Regions from separate parts of the Mus musculus genome. Here region 2 is linked to region 1. The links are chromatin loops, found by intact Hi-C in ENCODE. Cell type or tissue: left cerebral cortex. All regions are shown on one strand. Links, peaks and the distances in the headings refer to the core of each region. The heading gives the core; the rest is flanking DNA. Region 1 overlaps Adck1 (aarF domain containing kinase 1). Region 2 has its middle 85 kb from the start of Nrxn3.

The links. A loop is a pair of places that touch in the nucleus more often than their neighbours do. Peaks named below come from ENCODE experiments on the same cell type or tissue, not always from the same donor. Only the 100,000 strongest peaks of a DNase experiment are listed, where the experiment ranks them.
Region 2: a loop joins it to region 1, with 2.8 times the contacts of the local background. A loop is called at or near these places in 10 of 42 quality-filtered maps.

The regions. Positions count from the first base shown.
Region 1 is chr12:88,398,897-88,411,461 of GRCm38, reverse strand. It overlaps Adck1 (aarF domain containing kinase 1), which reads right to left. Exons shown (of 11, transcript NM_001277297.1): 4 at 9,286-9,489. Among named protein-coding and RNA genes, the nearest start is that of 3200001D21Rik, 28 kb to the right of the region's middle. In left cerebral cortex, for the core only: a CTCF peak has its summit at 6,160 (motif pointing left); DNase peaks (open chromatin) are centred at 2,566, 3,153, 6,159 and 7,720.
Region 2 is chr12:88,702,813-88,715,377 of GRCm38, reverse strand. No RefSeq gene overlaps it. Among named protein-coding and RNA genes, the nearest start is that of Nrxn3, 85 kb to the left of the region's middle. In left cerebral cortex, for the core only: CTCF peaks have their summits at 5,944 and 9,207; DNase peaks (open chromatin) are centred at 1,755, 6,011 and 7,390; H3K27ac peaks cover 619 bases.

The DNA of each region.
Region 1 (12,565 bases), core at 1,778-9,777:
AAGGTCTCTGTCCCCTTTCCATGATAACCTTCATCCTCTTTTACATAGTGTGAGGGGTTGGAAGGGATGAGGATGGAATGAGGGTTGGAAGGGAGGCAGAGGTATAAGAACCAAATAAAATAGCTTAAAAAATACGCCAACAAAGCACATTCAATTGCTGTGAGATATCTCATTTTCAGGAGGCTGGCTGTGAAGAAGTTGAAGGTTGAAACAGAGTTTTTGCTATCTATCCCAGGCTACTCACTACGTGTCTCAGGTTAGACTCCAACCTGCAGGAATCCCCTTGTCTCAGCCTTCTGCTGGGCTTACAGGTGTGCACCTCCACTCTCAGTGCACATGACTTGAAAGTGCCTTTCCCTAATGAGCAATATTGAGTGTTTTCCTCAAATTCTTATTAGCCACATATATGTCTTCTTTTGAGAACATCTACCTGTTTCTTGTTGGTTTTTATCTTTGTTGTTTTGAGATAGCAACTCACTGGTTGGCCTAGAACTCACTCTGTAGACCAGGCTGGCCTGAAACTCATAGAGATCCTCCTGCCTCTGCCTCCCTAGTGCTGGGACTGAGGGAATATGCCATCACACTTAACTCTTGGTAAATCATATTTTTCTATTGAAGTGGGAGTAGGAATTTTTTGTTCTGTTTCTGACAAACCATAGATATTATTCCTTTGCTGAAGAGACAGCTTGCAGATACTTTCTTCCACTCTGCAGGTGGTCTCTTCAATCTGCTGACTGTTTTCTATGTAGACGCTTTCTTGTTCTGTTTAGTTCTGTTCCTGTCTATGTTTCTGAGGGTTACCTAAGACATCACTGCCCAGGCAAGGGTTCTGAGGCATTTCAATATGGCGTATATCTTTCAGTCCTTACCACGGCCTTATTAATACACAGGTTCTTTGATCACCCCTGACTACAGACAAGGAAACCAAGGCCCCAAAGATCTTACCCAGGATAGCACAGAGCACCTGGGGCTCAAGCAGGACTCCAATTCCAAGTCAGACAGAGTCTCCACTCACCCGACACTCCTCTGCTAGGTGGTTTTGGATAGTGCCTTGAGGGAACCCCTGAGACCATAAGCCAGCGTAGAGAAGACCAGATGACCAGGCAAAGCACAGGAACCTCCCTGGGGAGCCAGTGAAGGCTTCAAGAAAACAGAAGCAAATTCTAGAATAACATTAAAGAACATTTATTAAAACCTACTATATACCAAGTCTAAGTTGGGCACCATAGAAGACTCAGTACTGGAAAGTAATAAACTACAAGTCCTAAAAAGGGCCGCTGATCCTGACTGGGGGACCTGAGGAAGCCACAGAAGGAAGCTTCATAGGAAAGCTGTACATCAGGACCCCATGTGGGATGGGGCTACCCGCTAAAAGGCAGGTGGTGATGGTTAGACACAGCAGTTCAAACAATGAGAACAAGCCCAATGAGCACACGGGGGTTGCAGGGAGGGGTTGAGGGAAGGGATGGGAATGAGAACAGAATGAAACAGGACACATGCAGGAGACAGCTCAGCAGCTAAAAGCACTCGCTACTCTTACAGAGGACCCAGGTTCAGTTCCCAAAACCCATAGAGTGGCTCTCAACCATCTGTATGCCAATTCCAGGGGATCTGACTCCTGCCTCTGACCACTGTGGGCCTAGGCATGCACATGGTGCATATATATGCACGTAGATAAAAGATTCATACACAGAGAAAAGACAGAGGAGCCCTCGAGCAGCCCAGAAGGACAGGCTGTAAGACAGAGAAACGGTTCCCACAGCTCTTGCTCTTTCCACCATGGGGCTCTCTTCACAGACAGGAGAGCCACCTGAGTCAGGCATAGTGGTACATGCCTTAAATCCCAGCCCTTGGAGACAGAGGAGGTGGATTTCTATGAGTTCGAGGCTGGCCTGGTTTACAGGGTGAAACCCAAAACACCCAGAACTACATAGAGAGACCCTGTCTCAAGAAGAAAAGAAAGGACAAAAAAGTTACAATCAACAGAGGGAAGGTGCCGGGAGGCAAGACTGAGCGGTGGGGGAGAGGGGGCCAGGCTGAGCCAGGGCAGAGCTAGAAAACGGCCGGAGCAGAGACTCAGCAGACAACAAGAGGATCAGATTAAGAAGGACGGGGCTAGGGTTGGGGACATCAAAAAAAGGACTATCCAGGCTGTGTGGCCACTACTCGCCTGCCTCTCCTCCAGTGACTAATGGCAGGCCATCCATTGTGGCTGACATTAATGCTTCCCGCCATCCGTCTCCTACTCATTAAATTACCATTTTATGGCCAAAATCTTTCTCTCTCATAATTGATAAAAATCTCCTTTTGATGTTTGGCATTATTGAGGAAAAATGTTTTTTATTCTTCATTATGTTTTTAATATAAATGTATTTTTTTTTTTTATTGAGATCTGCTGGGAAGGCAGGATGAGGACAAGCCAGGAGGAGGGTAATGCTCCCTTCCCCCTCCCCCTGCTTCTTCATCCCAGCTGCATGGCTACCAGATCCTTCTGTTCCATTCCCAGAACACTCACTTGGTGGCCTTCTTAGCGACAATCTGGGAGACAAGATGGGTGCCAGGACAAACAAAGGTGGCATTCAGGCCAGGAGAAGCAGGTCAAAGGACAGCTGAGCCGAACAATGAGATCCTATAGATGACTGCAGGCCAGTGAGGCAGGCTGACCTCAGCAGGCCCGGCCAGAGTATGAACACCAGGGACCAGGAACCAGGGAGCAAGCACCCCCTCCCCACCCCCCAGGGAGAAGGGCTAACACAATTTCTGCACAGGGGGAGCTCAAGAAATACCATGCCTAACAGGAGGTCAGAGAGTACAGTGCTCTAACAGTCCGCCTGAGCTCACCTTCCCAGTCTACAGAAAAAGAAACAGGAAATAGACCGAGGCCACAAAACTACTATTGTATTGATTCAATGCAAACATCAAGGGTCACGTGAAGGTCCCCTCAAGGGCCACATGGAGAACTGAGGTGGTTCGTCTGTGCTCCGTCCTGCCTAGGTCACTGCGCTCAGATACTGGAGTAAATGTTACTATACATGGATTTTCCGTTTCTTTTCTTTTTTTTTTTTTTTGCCTGGGGACTGACGTCAGAGCCAGAGCCTTGAGAAAGCTAGGCAAGCACTCTTCCACTGAGCTACACAGGAAATCCAAAACCCAGCCCCTGGGTTGTAAGACATTGCCTCACCATGTAGACCAGGCTGGCCTCCAACTCTCAATGCTCCTGTCTCCACCTCCACAGTACTGGGACTACAGACCTTCGCATCCAATTTATTAGTAAAACAGGTTGCCCTCCATATGTGAGTGGGCCTCATGCGATCAGATGATATCCCTGAAGCAAGAGGGGATCCTGCCAGCAGATGGCCTTCACGGTTGAACCTGAACTACACTACTGGTTCTTACTAGGATTCTGGCATGACCGCTCTGCCAGTTTTGGACTTGTCAGCCTAGACAATCACATAATCCAGGTTTTAAACAAATCTATCTTTCTACATATCTATAAACATGCATACATCCGAGATACAATACAATCATGTCTCATTTCTTCAGTGTCTTCTGAATAACCCAGAATAACATAGGAATGAAACTGTTCCCAGCCCTAGTGAAGAGGCAAGAGCCCAAGGGAAAAGCTGCCTGCAGGGGACACTTCACCAAGATTTCCGTGAGCCAGCAGCACTTCTGTGCTCCCTGCCCAGACTATCGCTTCACCTACCTCTCCTTCCTTCCTGTCTTTGTTCTGGTGGGTCCTTGTACCCCACAGTGTTGTCTTTCTGGCCAGGACCACCATGTTGAATAAGCAGCTGACATCTTTAGGGCAGGAGTTTCCTATCTTTTCTGAACTTTTGATTCAACCCAGAACAAAACATGACCAATCATCCTCCACGTGCCCCTGTGAGCTCATACAAAAATGAATGTATGTACCTGGTATACAACAGCACCCCTATATCTCTTCTGAATCTCCACAGAAATTCCAGCCTCATGTTCCACGGAGAACACTAAGTCCCTATAACATATAGCACTCATGAAAACACATTGCATCCATCCCTAGCAACTATTAACAACAAAATAAAGTCAATTCTATATCCCTGCACCCCTGGTAGGGGAGTTCAATGACAAAAGACAGACATAAACATGTTTCAGAGGTCACAAACCAAGCAAGGGCTTCCCTTAAGAAAGGCTGGTGTTTCTAGACTCAACTGTAGCCAGTGACGTCATTCTCTTTAACTTCTCCTAAAATTTTAGGGGTGAAGGAGCCTCTGTCCATGGTTTCCATTTTGCTTGCTCTGTTTTCTTTTCCTTTATTTCAGTATAGCCTCACTCACATATCGCAGGCTGGCCTCAAACTCATGATCCCAGCATCTCGAGAACTACGATATGGATGTCCATACCGTGTCTACGTGCTTGGATCATCTGTAAACATGTTACATCCTGACTCGCTTGTGTCCGTGGAGAGACATGCCTATGCAGGAGTGTGTCTGCAATTAAAGACGGCAGTGCCAGTGTAGCTGACAAAGATGGCAGTGCCAGTGTAGCTGATAATCATTATGATCACTTCCTGGGCGCCACTAACCCTGAACTCTGCTTACTTTACTTGCCCACTTATAAAAAATAACCACATCTGCTGGACATGAGGGCGCATGCCTTTAATCCCAGCACTTGGGAAGGGGAGGAAGGCAGATCTCTGTGAGTACAAGGCCAGCCTGGACTACAGAGTGAGTTCCAGCACAGCCAGGGCTACACGGAGAAACCCTGTCTTGAGAAATAAAAAACAAACAACAAGGTAACCACATCTCTGCATCACTGAGACAACCAGGCTCAGCGTATCCTGCCTTTCTTTCTCCCTTATCTCTAGGTCAGTCTCTTCAGCGTCCCCTGCTCAGTCTCCTCTCCAGTTCATCCATGCCCTCAGACTCACATCCTGAAAAGAACATTGCAGGCCTTTCAGAACGTGGCCTCAGCTCCTAAACACTACAGTCTAGTCAACAAAGCTCAGCCACCTCCCAGCTTCTGCCTCCCCTACCACTACACCTTGGCTGAGCCCACATCACCCCCAGTGTGCCCTTCCTCCCATCTGTAACTTTGCTAATCCCGCTCATCTTTGAAGAACCTGGGTCACATGCCACACGCTTCAGAAAGTCTCCATTTGCTTGAATGAGATCCCTCTCTCTCCTGCAAACCCGTTGGACCCTCGTGTAACCGGGCATTACCTTGATCAACCTATCTCACACGATGGGGTCTGGAGTGAGGTCAAACCATAATTGGCCACATCAGGGTCTAAAACCTGCTCCTGTTCCCACATATGCCAGCTGTTTCTACAAGCAAGAAAAAGAAGGAAGAGGAAGATCAGGTGCTGAGCCTCCAAATCACAGGCTGTTATAACTGGAGGAGGCTCACACTTCTTCATAGGACTCATGCATGAGACCAAAGACTGAGAGCGGGTGGGGTGGGGGCAGAATGCTTGTTTAATGATCAGGAAGCAAAGAGAGATGAGGCTAACAAATCCCATCAAGGGTCCCTGTGATGGTCAGTCTTGGCAATCAATGTAATAATGGTTATCAGAACTGCCACAGAAATTAACCTGCTCCCAGTGTCTATAAATAATTCTCTATATTGGGTTAGTTGAGGTAAGCAGACACACCTTAAAAGCGTGTGGCAGGCTAGGGTCCCATACTGAATAAAAGGAGACAGAGCTAATCAGTGGTGTTCATTGTCCTCTACCTCCTGGTGACAGGTGCATTGTGACAGCCTCGGACATGCCGCCACACTTTACCTTCACAACGAGAACCAAATAAACGCCTCCTTTCCTAAGTTACTTCTTCTCACATATTTACCACATCAACAAGAAGAGTAACTATTACAGTTCTAGGTGGCCTAACTCCTCCCAGTAGGTCCTTTCTACTACAGGTGGATGGCCTGACTCCAAAGCTAGGGCCTTTTAAAACACAGATCTTTAGAGGACAGTTACTCAAACTTCAGCAACAGTCAACTGACTCATGACTCGGGCCTGTACCTGCCCCAATTGTGGTGGATATCAGTCTGGTCTCCTTGGACCATGCCCAAGAATAAAAAGAGCCTGAATCTCATCCTTCAGGGTACCCCTTGTGAGGAAAGGGCCAGGGCTCCAACACATATCCCTGACTTGTAAACTCAGGTGCCACCTGCTGACCAAACGAGATACTGCATTTGGACCTGTGGCCCTAAGAGTAGTCAGGAGAACAGCTGAGATACTCAACTCAGTCCAGACCAAGGTCACTTCTGAGACAGGAGAAAATGTCCCTGTCACTTTAAGCCCCACCAGCTCTTGGGCCTTCTCCTATTATTTTCTGCTGCCTTTCACTTAGCTTAGTGGCCCCCAGAACTCTTCTGAGCCAGTCCCTATGCACAGATGAAGACCTTCAGTGACCTTTTTCTCTGTACCGTGGTACCACCTGATGTCCAGGGGTAGGACCTCACCTGGAACCAAGTGTTATCAGGGGGCAAAGAACACAGCAATGATGTTGTCTCTGTCTTATATCCCATCCCTATAGTGGGGACACCCTCTCAGGCCAGCCTCAACAACCTGGAACAGGAAAAGGTTTGAATACACAAAAGACTCTCAGGGACTCTGTGGATGGGAAGGGTCCTAAAGAAACATATGAACCAAGCCTTCGGGACCAAAGCAGTATGCTAAGCTACAGCTCCTGCCTACGCCTGCCTGTAGTTTTTGAACTCAGGATGACCTTAAAGCCTGGCCAAGGACAAGAGAGCTAAGGAAACGGTGAATGCTGAATGTTCAGCTTCTTCTAGCTACATCCTGGGACCGGGGATGGAGCCCGCTGCTGCAGGGGTCCTACAGCCAGAGAGAGCAGGAATTTGTACAGTTCATCAACACTGTCCTTAAAGAGAGAGTTCTTCCCAAGCAGTTCATGGGAGGGGCTGGAAGAGGAGGGGGTGCAGAGTGAGTGACTTCCTCCGCCCTCACAGCCCCATACTCACCTACCCAGCCTCCCACACAGCCCCTTTCCCCTCCCCTCCGCCCACAGATGACAGAGCATGTCCCTAGAGGACAAACACCACTTTCATGGGGGGGGGGGAGACTCTGATTGGGTACCTATGGAGCCTGTGGTAAGAAACCAGAGGCTTCTAAGCTCCCCAGGAGTGAGGGACAGCCCATGTTCTAGTTTCATCTAGAACCCAGATGAGAGCATCACTATCTCGGGAGGACGACAGACAAACAGAGGCAGTGGTCACACAGCCATTAGGCTTAGTCCTACAAAGCTGGAGGAGACTGGAGAAGACACCACGAATCTTTAGGAGACATCTTCCAACCCCAAACACCCTGCAGCCAGCTGGGGGGCCCACCATGACTGAAGACACTCTGACTTTTCACCTCCCTCTGCCCTGGCCTGGTCTAGAAGAAGGCAGTGAACTGCTCTTGCCCCACTCCTTACTCCGAAGCTTCTAAGAGTTAATCTTCTCCCCCCCCACCCCCCACCCTCACATCTTCCCCTGCTGAGTTGCCACATGCCAGTAATGATGTGCTCAGCACTGTTATTACAGTGACTTATTTCGTTTTAGCTTGGGAAGGGGGATGAATCTCACACTGCTGGAAGCCAGAGGCCAACAGTCTCAGCAAGAAGCAAAGGCATGCTGGCTAGCACCAAGGCCAGCCCCGTGGTTCCTCTATCCGAGTCCTGCTCCCCCTGGCCTCCAGCCCTAAGTCAATCTGCCTCTCACTCCTTCTCCCTCTGGATGAAATGTTCCTCAGAGCAAGGCAGCTGGAGGCATCTGTGACTGCCCAGGGCCCCACATGGTCAGATCACGAGCCTCTCTGCAGGCCAAGTCATTGCCGGTACACAAGATCTCTTTAGCTGGCTGCTGGCTGCTTACTACCAGCTCCACAAGTCAGTTAAAAAACAAAAACAAAAAACAAAAACAACCCAAAACCTGGGAAAGGTCATTTTACCTATTAAACACTGATTCCTAGTATACACCTTACTATTCAGGTGCTGCAGGTCCAGCGGAAATGGACTGTCATGGTCTTCATCCCTAAAGGTTTTCTGATTTGCAATAGAATGGCCTGATGCCAATCAAGCGACAATGCAACCCTTGGAGGGGGCTGAGTTGTGTGGGCCTGATTCAGTCTAGGGTGGTCAAGGACTTCCCAGGGCGGCTACAGAGGATATGGGATAACAGCACCAAGCTCTCTGCCTGGCATCTGCTAGATGGATGGACAGATGGACAACTGGCCTAGCATCATCACCTGGCAGACAGGGACTATAGTAAAAAAGCAAGCCAGGCAGAACAGACACCAAGACCACAGGCTGTGACGGCTAGGAGTGCACAGTGAGAGCGGATGGGCAGAGCCTATAATCTTCCTGCCATGTACGGTGGACACTGTGGTCTTCCTCATTTTACAGAAAAGGAGAGGTGACAAGCGCTAGGTCCAAGTCTGTGCCTCCAGAGCCCTAACTCAGGTTACCAGGACACTCAATCCCCGCCCACCCCCCATGCTGCAGCAGTCATGAAACAGGTGGGTGGTAGAGACCAGGTGGGATGTGCAGTTGTGCCTCAAAAGACTTATTAAGGGTTTTATTTTATTCTTTGTGTGTGTGTGTGTGTGTGTGTGTGTGTGTGTGTGTGTGTGCTGTCCTGGAACTCACTAGGTAGACCAGGCTGGCCTCAAAACTCACAAAGATCCATCTGCCTCCATTTCCTAAGAGCTGGGATTAAAGGCCTTGACACCATGCCCAGCAGGAGTCGCCAGAGGCAGTCAACAAAAGAATACAGCACCTTGCACCTTGGGTGGCAGCTAAGAGTAAACTTCCCATTTCTGGGAGATCAAGCAGGCTCCATGAGGGTCTACCAGAGCCTTCCAGAGAAGCCAGTGCAGCGCACTGGATGGTGTGCTGACGTCATCCTACGCGCAGAGTGCTGCCCTCCATCCCTCAGCTGTAAAATGGAGTCAGTGAAAGTTCTCACCTCACACTGTGAGGACCAACTGTGACAGTGTAGCACACAATAGTTATCAGCATGCGGTAACCCCCAGGGGCTGACAGACAGAATTAGATTGAAGTGTCTGGATCCTCCTAGGTTACCAGCCAACACTGTTGAATACAGACATCTCTTAGTTCAGCTAGTGACGGCCTCTGAAGCTCCTTCCAGCTTCTGGTTCAGCACCGAATGCTGCTGAGACATGTGATTCTGCATCAGTGATGGATCCTAGGCCCAGGCCGCCAGAACTCCACTGGAGCCTTCTGTAAAGGCTCACTTTCCGATCTGGTCCCTCCCTGCTCCAGAATAACAAGGTACCTCCTTGCCCAGGTCTTCTCGGATGACCTGCCGGACCTCTTGCATGCTGCTCTGTGGGGCTTGACTGTGCAACACCTTCAGTGTGCTGGTGTACTCTTCTGGCAGCAGGTAGTCCAGCGCCCCCAGGTGCTGGCCCACCTTGATGAAAGTGCCCCGGTTGGCACAGCAGAGCTCAAAGAGACGCCTGGCAGAGCGGAGGTGCACCTGCAGGTGACAGACAAGCAAGAGGAGTGAGTGCAGTCTGTTCCCTGAGTGGCATTCCATTCTCCTGCCTCTCTGTTCAATCACCTTTGGTTACTCCCCAGTGTCCTGGGCAGCAGGTACACACCACACACACACACACACACACACACACACACACACACACACACCACATACACAACACACACACACACACACACACACACACACACCACACATACACACACCACACACACTCACACACACACACACACACACACACACACACAAATACAAACACATGTACGTATACACACATACACACATAAGACACACACACACACATATACACACACATACACACACACCCTCTCTTTTCATCTTTTACTTTAACGTTTTCCTTGTCCTCAGTGCAGTCAGCTCTAATCTCACACTGAGCCCAGCCTCTGCACACAGCCTGGAGCTTCCAGTCTCCTCCCATTCCATCAAAGCTTAACTGGTTGGAGCATCACTCCCCACAAATGAGTATTCACAGCTATTAACCAAGACTAATATACTGACTCATTCAAGGGTATACTGAGCTATCACTTTTGCCACCTACTCCTCGACCATCCAACACTTCAAGTTTGTTTGCAACTCTACCACTGACAGGATGATAACAGTAATAACAGTAAATAATAATAATAGCTATTCATATGCATCACTTTTTTTTAATCCTCAAAGTAGTTCAGGGTGGCAGAGTTGATACCTTCAGAGATAAGAAAATCAGTCGTCTTATTTAGAAGATAGAAATGAATCCCTGATCGAAGGCTACAAAACACTGAATCTCGGGCTTTATTCCCTCACATGAAGCAGACTGCTGGGCAGGTTGTCGATGACGGGACCCTTTGTTTACACCCTGAGGTGATTCTGACCTAATAGAGCTGAGAGGTGTCCCCACATGCAACCAAGCTGGTCCTCCTGAGTCCTCAGCCCAGCCAGCTAAGGGTCTTGAGATGAGGTAGTCCTGCCTTGAAGGATGGACAGCTTCTAAGGAAAGATGCACCTTACATATAACTTAGGAAACAATGAGTCCCAGTGTGCTGTGGGGACCTGCTACCTGCTTCTACCCATGAACTAACTACGGAGTTTGAACACTGAAGATGAACTTACACTTTCCGATGAGAAGAAGAAGAATGAAATAATTGGCAATAAAGCCATGTGAAGAGTTAACAAGGGTGGAAGAAATGTCTCCCCGTCTACTTAGTTGCCAGGGGAGCCACACAGCCAACTGTTGCTTTAGATCAACAGTTCTTAACCTGTGCATCATGAAAGTTTTCACAGGGATCACCTAAGACCATTAGCACAGATATTTATATTATGATCTGTAACGGTAGCGACATTACAGTTGTAAAGTAGCAAGAAGAATAACCTTACAGTTGTGGGTCACCACAACATGAGGAACTGTACTAAAGGACCACAGCATAGGAAGGTTGGGAACGGCTGTCTTTGTTACTAAGAAGAGAACACCGGGGACCTGGAGAGACGACTCAGTGGTTAAGAACACGGGCTGCTCTTGCAAAGGACTTGATTTGCTTCCCAGCACCCACAAGGCAGCTCACAACCATCTGTGGTTCCAGTTCCAGAGGATCCAGTGCCTTCTTCTGACCTCCGTGGGCACCTGGCACATCCACACATGCAACCAAACACTGAGACACATAGAATAAAGTAAATAAAAATGTTAAAAATTAAAAACAAAACAAAAAACACTGCAGCCCTACATACCCATGTCACAGCTCTAGGCTGTCTTCAGGCCCACAGGGACCCGGCCATTTTTAACCCTGTATGGTTCTGATGCCCATCACAACCCATTCGAGGGGAAACCTATATTCCTACAGCTTCACCCTCAGTGGAGTCCTCCAGCCTTGGTGCAGACAGGGTCCGAGAGTCACCAAAGGTAGTTGTTTCCTCTAGCAGGAAACAGTGAGAAAGAAATGAATCCTAAGTTGGAGAGTGACCCCGAGGAGTCAGAGTTCAGAGGCAGGGAAATTGCCTTAAGAAGTGGGAAGCAGAAAGTGGAAGTGCAGCTCAGTAGTAGAACACCTATCTAGCATCCATAAAGGTTTCTTCAACCTCTGATGACAAAGAAGGGGAAGCAAGACAAAGCTGGCCAGTGCCAGCCAAACAGCAGAAGGACAAATGAAACTGGGTAGAGCAGAGGCCATAGCAGGCCAGTGCCAGACAGCAGAAGGACATATGGAACTAGGTAAAGCAGGGGCCATAGTTGGCCAAGGCTAAGCTGTAGTTCTGAGATGGTTGTGATCAGTATAAGATTAAAACTATTATGGACAGGGGCTGGAGTGGCTGCTCTTCCAAAGATCCTGAGTTCAAATCCCAGCAACCACATGGTGGCTCACAACCATCTGTAGTGGAATCCAATGCCCTCTTCTGGTGTGTCTGAAGACAGCAACCGTGTACTCAAATTCATAAAATAAATAAATCTTAAAAAAAAAAAACTACTCTGGACAAACATCTCAGCTTGTGTGAGCACCCGTGGAGGGCAGTGGCTGAGATCAAGGGTCCTGCTCAATCTATACTGAAGCTGGACCACCCAGGCTGGCTGGCCAGTGAGCTCCAGGGACTCCCCCAATGCTGTACTGCTGCACACCACCACACCCAACCTCTATGTAGGTGGCAGGACTCCAAACTCAGGTTCCCATGTTCACACAGTAGGCACTTTACCAATTCAGCCATTTCCCCTGCCCCTAAAGGTAAAAAAAAAACCTTAGTAAACCAAACCCCTGTAAGCCGGACCATCTCCACTGCCTCTTAGCTATGGACCCACTGCTGCTTTGATTCCAAGGCGAGATATCAGGTTTGAGCAGCAGGGGGATTTTATGAGGACCAAAAGATGCCAGTGTCACCCTTAATAGTTCTAGCATTCGGCAGAGATGAGCAGTCATCAGAGCCAGGCACTCACTCCAGGGAGCTCAAAGATCAGCAATGGTCCATATTCTACCCACTATGTTCCCCTTCTGGGAAGTATAATGTGTTGAGCACTGAAAAGTCTGTTCCTAAAGATGAGCTTGTGGTCATACCTACTAACAAGTCCTTCTACCAG
Region 2 (12,565 bases), core at 1,749-9,748, 300 kb before region 1:
AATGTTCCAAAGACTTGCCTACCAACCGATATGCTGGAGGCATTTTCTCAGATGAAGTTTCTCTTCTCAAATGACTAACTTGTGTAAAGTTGACCCAAAAAGAAAGAAAGGAAGGAAGGAAGGAAGGAAGGAAGGAAGGAAGGAAGGAAGGAGGGAGGGAGGGAGGGAGGGAGGGAGGGAGGGAGGGAGGGAGGGAAGGGAGAGAGAGAGAGAGAGAGAGAGAGAGAGAGAGAGAGAGAGAGAGAGAGAGAGAGAGAGAGAACTGCACAAATACATTTCAAAAGAGCCCTACAGGAAAGAGACCTGCTTAATATTTCTTAATCAAGTGTATTATAAGCTTATATTATTCCAGCCCATCCCTCACTAGATACCTATTTGCACTAAGAAAAGCTCATGAGGTATTTTTATGGAAGAAATACATGTTGGGTTTCACTTCTATTTGCCATTTAATCATATGGTCAAGACATCTCCAGGAAAGCATCTTTCTTAAAGTATGGAGATGGGATCCTCTTTATAACAACTGTAAACATATTTTCAAACTCGGATTGATCTGTTCCTGGAGCATGAAACTCATTCCCTTACAAAGCTAACCAACCCATCTGAATAGCTTCAGTATTAGAAAATCTTTACATCAGGGCCAAATCATCCTTCCCACAATGCATCAGGAAGCACTAAAATCTACCTCAAATTCAGCACCCTGCAAAGGAAATGAGTCACTGCTCTTCATGTTCACAGATGTCTCTTGTACTAATAGACGTACAAGCCTACATCTCTCAGATAACCTAGAGTTTCAAGTATGTCTCAGAACTACAGAGTCCTATAGCTTAAAGGGATTTTTTAAAAAATATTTTCTACTCCAGCCTCCTGGGCATTTGTACGTGTGTATTTGTTCACGGGTGTGCACATGAATGTGGGTAGAGGTGAACCTGCCGGAGATCAACCTCTGATGTCATTTCTCAGAACCTATCTATTTTGTTTCAGAGACAGGTTCACCTGTTAGCCTGGAGTTTACCAAGTGATATATCTGGATAGGTCAATGAGCCCATCTCCACCTCTGAGGGCTAGGTCTTCACCTCCTCAGACCACAGCATCCATGGTTTGGCTGCTCAACATTCCCCTGAACTCTTACATTCTTCCAAGTCAAAGGCCCTCCATGCCTGACTTTTTCACACAGGTTGAGGCTCAGACTTGGATACTTATACTGGCATGGTAATCGCTTTATCAATTGACCTATCTTCTCATCCCTCTACTCCTCTTATATTTCGTTTAATTTTATTATTTGTTGGGAGGGGATGACATACAGCCTCACTCTACATCTCAGGCTGATCTGGAACACGTCATTCTCTTGTCTTAACCTCATAAGCACTAGAGTTAGAGGTATGATCCATTATGAAAAGCTTCATTCATCTTTTAAAAATGCATGTCTTGTAAGATCAGACAAGCAAGAAAAGTACCATGTGCAAGCCTGGCTTTGAATATAGAATGCTTTGGGTGCTCTTTTTTTTTTTACTTCCCCAGGAATTCCTGGATGTTTGAGGTTCATGCCTAACCCCTCAGGTTCCTTCAGAGAAACACACAGAGATTCCCATAGCCTTCCTACTTGTACCCTTGTCAGATGCCACACTGGGAGCTAGATGAGTCAGAGAGCTCACCCAGCGTGGGGAGTTTTGTGTTCCAGCATCTCTCCTCCTGGAGTGTCCAAGCTGGGGCTGTTCTTCACCCCACGCTGCCTCCTCTCCATCACTGCCATCTGCACCTCCTTCCCAGGGATCACCATCTGCTTTCCTGAAACCACTCAGCCGCCCCCAGCTCTTTGCTCTGCTTACAAGCCCACTCCTTGATCCACTCTCCTTGCAACTTGAGCCTTTCTCTTTCCTTCCCACAATCTTCATTCATTCTATTTTCGCCTCCTCAGACCAGAGCTTCCATAGTTGTGTGCTCAACATTCCCCTGGATTCTTATATTCTTCCAAGTCAAACCTTTACTCACCAGGAAGTTCCTCAAGACTCTATGGTTGGAGTTATTTTGCCACCCAGTCATATATGTTTGCTGAAGAAATCACTAAAACTCATTATGACCCTTTTCTATACCAACCTAGGCACTTGTATTCTAAAATGTTACTCCTTATGCCCATTGCATACTCCTCTTACAGGAAGTCCTTCCTCACAAGACAGCAAAGGGTAAAGCATAGTACATATTAGGCAAATGCAGAGTGATACAACATCTCAATAATATCTCTGCAAGCAAAACATATAACCACCCATTCTTACAAAAGTCTGTTCTTCAGGGAACTGGGAGATGGCTCAGTTGGACAAATTTTTGCACTGCACATATGAGTGCCTAAGTTCAGCTGCTCAGGACCCATATAGAAATATGAGGATAGCAGCATCTGTAATCTCTGTGCTGGGGTAGGGGAGGAGGGTCAGAGACAGGCAGATCCCTGAAGCTCAGTGGCCAGCCAGTTGAGCCAAATTAGTGAGGTTACAGGTTCAATAAGAGACTTTGTCTCAAAAATTAAGGCAGAAGCCAGACATGGTAGTATATGTCTTTAATGTCAGCATTCAGAAGGTATCTGCATGTACATATACATAAATCTCAAACCAAAAGAGAGATAAAAATGTAGAGATAATCAGTTTTATAATACCTAAAACCTGCAAACAATAAGTTAAAAAAATGTAAGAATTTGGGCACTTAAGAAACTGATGATACTTCCCGCAAGAGTGGCATCTATTCTGCCCCATATGCTTGACACATGTCATCTCATTTAATATTAAGAGGAATTCTTGCCAGGCAGTGGTGGTGCATGCCTTTAATCCCAGCACTTGGGAGGCAGAGGCAGGTGGATTTTTTAGTTCAAAGCCAGCCTGGTCTATAGAGTGAGTTCCAGGACAGCCAGTGCTATACAGAGAAACCCTGCCTCAAAAAACCAACCAACCAAACCAAACCAAACCAAACCAAACCAAAACAAAACAAAACAAAACAAAAAAGAGGAAATTTTGAAGCTGGAAAAGAAGTTTAGAGAAGGAATTCAAACCTAAGCTTCAGGACAGGTTCACTTCCTTGTCCTCCGATATAATTAAAGGTATGGTCCAAAAGATTTTAGCCTCAGGTCCTTCAAGAATGGATCTTGTGTTATAGATATGAGCTTCATTACCTTGCTTCTTTCTTTCCCTCACTCGTAGTGCACCGCTTCTCAGACTGTGCCTTTTATACCTTCCTTTTCTACACTCCCTTTAGAATCCTTCCTTTTCTACACTCATGTTTTCCACTACTCCCTGGATGAAGTAGTGGTTATTCAGACTCTAGGAGACAGAAGTTCTACTCTAAAATCCGCCTCCCAGGCAAACTAGAGTCCTGCGTGAAGGCTGATGAAGAGGGACAGGGTTCAGTGACTAATGTTCACACACACTGATGGTAAAAATACATTTTAGATAGTGAAAATACATTGTTGACCAAGGAAACCTCAAAATACAAAAATCTGGCATGTAACTATGGGGACAAGGGAATCGACCTCTTCCCCCACCAAATACTCTGATGCATCTGCTTCCAAACTGGGAATTAACCTATGAATCTACAGTCTCTGGTAAATGAGGAAGTTGGCACTATTATGCCAAAAAAGCATATAAGAAAATTACTGGGAAGTCTATAAAATTGATTGAATATGTTGGATACGGGTGAGTGTGATACATCAGGTTTCTGGGAAAGGGGCAGGATGTTCTTCTAACTTCCTAGAGAAGTCAAGGAAAATGGATAGCAAGCCCATGGGTTCAGATGACCACCTCATTTCCTTCATCTCTAACGTCAACATAAGGTATCATAGAGAAAAACTCACAATGAGAAATGCAATACTCAGACACACATAGCAAGGTGTTCTTGCTTGGGCTTCTGAGAGCCAGTAGCCTTTACTAACTGGAAGTGGTTTCCTATCTACAACTTTTTCACAAGCCACACAATGGATTCTTCCTTCTATATTTGGTCTTACAAATCTATTTGTTAACTAACTCCCCTTCAGTGTTAATCTTCTAAGAGTCTACAAAGATATAGTTCAATTTTCATTCCCCTATTTGTAATATCAATTACAGGGAAATAAGCAATAAACACAAGACAGAGCTCCTGCTTATATACTTTACATCCACAGGTAATGATAGACACCAGACACCAATAGCACACATACACAGGAGACATCATTTTTTAATGCTGATAGCTACTGTGGGAAAAATGAAACAAAACCATGCGATGTCATGGGAAAATGACCCACTTCACACTGTATAGTCAAAATAGAGCCATGAAAAACTATTGCTCTGAGTTTTGTCTGATGGCATGCGTATAATACATGGATGCTTTCCAACACAGTGGGACAAACATCACTGATAAGGTTCCAGATAAAATGTATATAAAATTTCAGTAATGACATTAATAAGTCTCATTCTTAGAAGTCATTCTGTAAAATGGAGTGAGACATTTGCTACAGGGAGGACAGGAAAATGGGAAAATCAAACATGCAATACACACTTTTGAGGCTCAGGACACATACACACTCTTTTTAGCCTTTGGTGGTTGAGTACTGAAGGCAAGGGACTATGGCAGCAGACCACCTACTATCAAATCCTGGCTTTACCATCTACCAGCTGGGAGATCTTCGACAAATTGGAAAATATTGCCTTATTTTGAAATCTTTTAAACAGCTACAGGGCCATGGAGATTAGTCAGTGGGTAAAGGTGTTTGCCACCAAATCTGACAATCTGACTGCGATTGACGGGACCCACAGGATGGTGAGAACTATCTCCTGAAAGATACTGGACCTCCACATGCATACACCTATGAACCTACACACATACACACAATGAATATATAAATTGATTGAGTATAATTTTAGAACGGTTTAAATAGTTACAATAATAGTTGCTCTCTCTTCAAAGGTTGTGATAATTAAATAATTTAACTTATGTAAAGCACTTAGAATAAATCACAGAGTCTGGTAAGTGTTGTATAAGTATTACCATATTCATCCCCAGCTGCAACCCTTCATGAACATTCATGCACATATCAACATCAGGCATCCTCCCAGACCACTCCTCAAGGCAATCAGTGCAAAGACCCCTGTGCAAATTGGATGAGGCAGATCCCAGCAGGAAGCTGATTTCAGACCTAAGCTTAAAGAGGTTTCAAAAAACAGGCAGAGGTGAAGATGCAGTGCATGTAGAATTGTAGAAAACTATAATTCCTTTAGAATCTCATCAAGACTCCAAATAAGCATCAGTACCTAACCACACCCAGTTTACAGAAGTTATAAAAGGAGGCCCCACATCCTCTAGGCACTTTCTCTGATATCTCCTTGGCTAGAACCATTGTCTGAAGACCAGTGATCTTACTAACAAGATTACAACATTTGCTAAGAAATACAACATTCTGGGTTCACCCAGTTGATCCTTATGAGCCTTAAGTGTGCCCAAGCCTAGCATACAGTTTAGCATACTAACAGTTTGTGGAATAAATGAATTATAACTCTTTGTTTGTGCTTCCAATAAATAATAATACATTCACTGAAACTAATCAAAGCACTTACTTTCATTTTCTCATCATCTAAACCAAAAACTGTAATAATAATAATTGTTATTATTATTATTATTATATTATAATAAATTCTAAAACAATCAGTTGGCGTTTTATAATAAAGCAAAGTGTGAAATCTTCATTAATTTTAGGTTGGACATCCATTCTATAAGTTTAAAGATCTGGTTTCATCTAAACTCTAATTTCATATTGTCCCATTCGTGGTGCAAAACAAAGAAATTTTTAGAACTGAGGAGACAATTTCCCCTCAAATTTCGTAGAGAGGGATATTGTCTTCAGCACCACGGAGAGCTCCCAGGCGGCTCCGCAGGGTACTGAAGAGCCAGCATTCTTCACAGAGTGTCACCCAGACTGCACACCGATGACCCCTAGTGAAACCCCATGGCCGCTGCAATTCAAACCCTGATACTCAATAAAAAAAACTAGTAAGTCTGGAGAGAATGGGCCTGGAGACAGCTGACTGATCCGTGCAGCTACTTTTGTGCCAACTCGGCATTTTTATTTCCCTTTCACCCCTCCCCCACCAGAAGTTAAACGTCCAAGTGAATTCAAAAGCTGCAATCTAAACTGTGATCCGATCAAGCTGGTCACACCAGACAAAACTGATCTTATAGGAATGGTGACTTTATCCATTTTGGAGAACAGAGTTCATTACAATAATAAGAAACAGAATAAGAAATAAGCAGAAACGGGAAGAAGAGCAGCCACAGCAGAACTGGGAAAGAATTCACTTTACTATCATTTTGGAGGATTAATTCTAAGCTTCCCTCCAATAAACATCATTTTTCACTCTAGTGGGAGGTCCGGAGTCTGAAATTATTCAAGTTAACTTTCAGAGTGCATCTATCTCCTCTTGCCAAGCTCAATGATATTTGTTTAATTGTCACTTGGCCTTCTGCATAGTTCACTGTGGAAGTCCACACACTAGCAACCAGATAGTGAGATATGGATGCTTAGGAATGACTGAGTGTGTATAGTACACATCTTGGAATAACTGCAGAAAACAGGAAAGTAAAAAGGAACCATTGCCAGAGTAGGTTGAGGAGTAACAGAGATGGGGATTGCAGGCTACAAGGGATCTGATCAGAGAAAGGAAAAAAAGGGAGGTTCTTTAGACAAAATAATAATTGTATCTGAAAAGTCCTATGGAATCATACTGTTAACTCTTTATGTAAAAAAAGCATACAATAATATGCATAATTCTGTGTATGAATATATAGAGATTAAATGAACTTTCCCCATTTGGGCTGACAATGCTTACACAAAGAGAAAAACCTAAAAAAAAAAAAAAAAGAGCTGAGACCACCTAACAAAAGCCCCAATACCAGACATGAGAAGCCTTCTTTGGAAGGCTTTGTTGTTCGGGGCTGTCCAAGAGACTCCCAAAACATTTCTGCTATTCCCCTTGCTATTCCCCCAGAGCGAGAAGGAACTTAAGGTTCTATCAAGTAATATGTACGTCAGGACTAGGGTTTAGGGATGCCTGAGCTGGAACTGTCCTGAATGAATGCAGGAAAGGGAAGGAAGAAGTTATGTAATTATATTACAATCTCAAAAATAAAAGAAAAATAGAATGTGAGCCTACAAACACACCCCACCATAAGCTGTAGTTTTCTGTGGCTCTACATAGAAAGGGAAACTGTGTGGAGACAATTACGTGTGCTTCAGATAATGGGTTATTTTTAAACCTGGCCCCCTCTAGGTCCTTTGCCTACCAGCCAACATAAGTGGGAGGATTATATAATTACTTGGAGTCTTCTCCTTGGAGATACTAAGTATTTCAGGCCACATCCCTTCAGCCACCTCCTCAGTGGCAGCCACAGTGTACTGATCACCTTTTCTGAGTTACTACATGCTTTCACACCTCTATTCTTTGCCCATGCTGCCCCCTCAGCCCAACACCCCCTCTTCACTTTTCTTCCTTCCAATCTCCTCATCAAGCTAACATTATGTTCATGCCTCAAAGCTCAGATCAAAAGCTACCTCCTCCATGATGTCTTCCGAGATGTCGTCTATAACCGCCTTCCACAATAACCATTTCCTTCCCTAGTCTTATCTTACATTAGATCTTTCTGTTTCCATGCCCCTATCCAGATTTAACCTCACAGAGAGCAGGCATCTCTCTCTTTTTTGAAGTATCGTCGGCAATACCATCACACTGTGTGGCTTCTCATTCATCACAGAAGGCTATAATACAGTTTTGAATTGATGAGCGATTGAACAAAATTGAACAATGGAAAAGGGAATTTGTAATGTTTTTCCACAGTCATCTTTAGCTAAAATCTTGAATCAAAAGTAACTTGCAAACTGTGTTTACAGATCCATTATGCCCACTGAAGGAGGAAAGGGGAATAGCTAACTAAGCCTTTCACATAACTGGCTAAGGCTACGTTCACCGTCTCTGTGGATGGAACAGATATTCCTTCAATTTGGGGAAGTCTTAGTAACTCCTTTGCCCCACTACTGGGATATGCCCAGAAGAAGCACAGTTTCTGTACCCCAGTTATGACCTCCTGTTGCTTGGTGCTATTTGCCACCATATTCTTATGTGAACTTGACTTCTAGCCTCTCCATAATTGTATCACCACTGGTTTAATAAGCCCTGTACACATTCTACTGTGTTTTAGAGCCTCGAGTCATGAATCCTTCAAGCCATTATCCAGGGTAGCTGAACACAGGAATGTGGCTGTGAACACTGTACATGAATATAGCTGTTTAGAGTCAGGATCATCTCTTGCTGCCACCACACAAAGGACAATGCACTATTAGGAACAGAGCACTCTCCAATTCCTGTGAAAGCAATTATGTGTGCTTAAGATAATGGATTATTTATTAAGCTTGATGTCAAAGAAATGTCTCTTTCACAACCCTTCCGCCAGCAAGTGTCAGTTCCCAGCAACTGCATCTTCCCCTTCCATCACTCTTGGCATTGGGTTTGATGGTGAAAGCTAAGGGAAGGTAGATGAGCCTCAAGTGTAATCGGACTCATCGCCAGGATCCTCTGTGGTGAGCTAGCTCTGGATCTATCTTCCAGCTTCCTGGCTTCCTAATTCTATATACTGTCTTCATGAACCCTCATTATATCTTATTCAGTTCCTTTCAGTTCTCTTGGTTGAATTTGGGCAGATGATGATAATGTTCCTGCCTTGTTCAGGCCACTAGAGTCTGTGTTATGCTTTTCATCTCTCTGATTCCTGATTTGAGCTGCAAAAGGGAGTCTATCTTCTTGCTGCCCAAGTCCATGATAAGAAGATTGTACATGGCACTAGGAATGAGACCAAGAAAGTAACAGCATCCTCCCATGAATTCAGTGGTCCACTCTTCTACATGATCTCATAGTCACCTGCAATGGCCAGTTTCCACTTCTCTCAGATCACCTCTCATTGCTTCTCTGAAAGGAATAAAGAAAACAGGAAACAGAAAACGTGGGACTGAGTTTGTACATTCATTTCCCATAAGCTGCAGGGGACCACCCATCTCGAGCCTTAGTTTCTCCATCTGTAAAGTGGAAACTCTATTTAACCAAAGTATATGAGAACTAAACCAGATAACAGAGAGGCGATGTTAGGATGTTCTCAGAATTGTAACAGGAACAGGGTAGGACTTGAGGACCACTACAGTTAGTGAGGACTTGAGGCAGGTGGGGGCAGCAGAGGGCCACTAGGGGAATAGAAGGAAGGACAGCTTTTAGAATCTTTGGTTCTATGAGCAGGCATTGAAGCAATTAGGTCCTTTAAGAAGGACATATGGTAGAGGGAGGGGATAGAAATCAATCGGATAAATGTACAGGGTCTACTCAGATAGAGTGTGAGGTTCCTAGGACAATTGATACCACAGAGATAGCAGGGAGCCTGGGTGCCCAAAACCTTGCGGTGATAGAGCTTGCCTCCTCTCTGGTTGCTTTGGAGTTACCTCCCCACAGAAAACAAGTTTTGTCAGTATCAAGCTAGGCAACACATATGAGCAAAATTATTTCATGGGCTAAGTCTTTAAAGTGCCATGATTTGTATCTTTAGCCCAACTATAAAGGTTTAAGACTGAACTAGGCTGATAATAACCTTATCTTAAAGCTCTTATTTTGTCTTTTGTTTTATTTTTAAAACATCCTAGCAACTTTTTTTTTGTCTCATGATCATCTACAAAATGTACATCTCAGATTAGCTTCCCACAGGTCCTGAGAAAGGTATAAAGTGAACATCTGAGAGTGGTCCAAGAAGTTCAAATACACAGACAAAATGGAAAAGGACTGTGAAAGGAGTCTGTGTCTGAAGAGTCCGTGAGTGGGACTGGGCCATGGCTCAGCAGGCCTATGGAACACTCTGTCTGCGAGGCAAAAAAATGAAAGTAAGATGAGGTTTGGGGCATGGGCCAAGCATACAAAAGATCATGTGGCCTTTAAAGGTAGTGACAGTGTCATCTTCTCTGGATTCCCAGTGCTTCTCAGAGGACTTGGTGCATAGAAATGTGCCAGGGGTGCCTGGTGAAAGAAAGAAAGAATGAATGAATAAATGAATAATACTAATTCCTTTGGGCTTCTATCATGAGACAGTAGGCCATATACAGTCTCACAGAGGATACATTTCACAAGTAGATTCTGTTTTTATTGAATGAAGAGAAGGGGTGTTGTTGTTTAATTTGCACCCCAAACATTCTCAGGACAGTTGCTTTAAACTCTCAAGTAGTTTACGAGGAAGTGGGGGAGGGGTGCTTGTCTTCTTCATTACACCCCACCCTATCCCATTTTGCATCTAGAAAGGCCTTTGGAAGGGTGAGTTTCCAAAAGCACCCTACAGACATTACATCCTTGTCACCAGAAATTCTGATGAATGACTCAGCTCTTCATGAGTCCCTGGTGTGTCCCTAGGCTGCCATCCCCAGCCTGACTGTGCTGGCCCTTTATCTCTGCATCTCCTGCTAGACCCCTAGTGCAGCACCGGTAGCACTAACCCACTTTTACCTTCTGCCATGTGGTGTGGGTCTGTGGCTGAACTGGAAAGAATGAAAAAAAAAAAAAAAGCTAGACAGCCATTTGGAATCTTAATGAGACCAAGTCCATTTCATTATGTTGTCATTTCATATTTCACCACTTTGACAAGTGATGGCACAGGAGGCCTCCAAGGGGCTTGCTGCTTCACACACGGGGTGCTGAGTGGTGGGAGTGGGAGAGGAGTGGTAGAAAGACAGGAGACATTCATGCCGCCCACCAGCGATGTCCCTGCCCATGCCAAAGCCAAAGGAGGAGAGGAGGAGGGTTTTCCCTGGAGACTGAAAAAGAGATCCAAAAGCAGGAGGCTAATGAAAGACCTTTGACCAGGTTAAACAGGAGCTCAGATCAAAACTGGGCAGGAAGGGAGGAGCCTCCCCATCCCGGCAAGCTCCCTTGCATGTTCTCAAATACAAACAGAGCTGGCCTCGGGGCATCGTAGAAATTGCTATTATAAATTCAGATGGTGCACCAGGGGGTGCCTCATTTTCTATTATTGTGGCTGGTCTCGTGAGCCACTCCAGCAATAGGATCTCAAAAGTGCAAGTGCTACCCCCGGGGGCACCGTTAGAAACACATTATTTTAAAGCACCGCAATAAAGCATGTGCTCAAACAACTTCATTGAAATAAAGATTAATACAAAGCATGTGTTCCTTGGCCGCCTCCCACCCACACCCCACAGCCTTTACCTTTCCCCTCACACAAACACCTGGGGTTCACCTTCCTAGCTCACCTGCCTTGTCCACAACTCAAGGCTTGACAGGGTAAGGGACACTGAGTGAGGGTGACCATCAGAAGAGAAGGTGGGTGAGGCCAGCAGTAAAGAGATGAAGTGAAGAACCAAAGGGAACAAGCTTGAGATTCCAGGCATCTTTTCTTTTTGCCAATGAGATACAGTGGGAAGAGGCATAGACAAGGAGTCAGGGATGCTGTCTTCCTAACCAGGCTCAACTGCTAACCAGACACTTTAACGCAGCACAAGCATGTGCTTAACCACTCGGGTCAAGTTTTCCACTTCGGTTATATTTTCTATAAAAGAAAACTCAATGCCCTTCCAGTTCTTCCATTTTACAAGTTACAGTTGGGCTGAAACAAACTAAGGCAGGTTGTTTAAAATGTGCAAAGGAAATGGGCCCTTCCCAAGTAACGTGTGCCTCTTTCTCCAAAGTGTATCCTCAGTGAAAGTGCTTCAACTTGCCTCTCCATGGGGTGGGTCCTCTCTAGCTCATACCAACAACGCAAGGTGGGGGGTACGACACTCATTTCTCAGAGCAGCCAAGGATTTCAGAGAGCTCACATGATGTGATTCTTTTTTTCTCTTTTCCCTGGAGGACCTGGAAGAGCAGGTGGCACAGCAGAACCCATGGGCAACAAAGGAAACCTAATGCTATTCTGCATACAAGGGCTTGGAGCAGGAGGATGCTTGCCCTGATGAGGTCAGTGAGTAATCTCACTAAAACCCATATTCCCCCCTCTTTCAGGGAGCTCTCTCCTGTTCTCAGTGTTCACAGAGTGGGGGCTGATAAGAGAGGTTCTTCTCTCTTTGGGTGTACGGGGACCCAGTGTGTGCATCTTGGGCAGGGCTAGAACACTCAGGTACTGTCCTCTAATCCAGCCTCTTTTAGTAAGACCCCGGTCCCCATTAAAAATATTCAGAGTGATTGGGTTACTTCACACAGGAAGATATTTTCTAGTTCTATCTATTTACCTAAGAATTTCATGAAGTCATTGCTTTTAATAGCTGAGTAGTACTCCATTGTGTAAATGTACCACATTCTCTGTATTCATTCCTCTGTTGAAGGACATCTGGGTTCTTTCTAGCTTCTGGCTATTATAAATAAGAATGCTATTAGCATAGTGGAGCATGTGTCCTTGTTATATGTTGGAGCATCTTTTGGATATATACCCAGGAGTAGTATAGCTGGGTCCTCAGGTAGTACTGTGTCCAGTTTTCTTTCTTTCTTTCTTTCTTTCTTTCTTTCTTTCTTTCTTTCTTTCTTTCTTT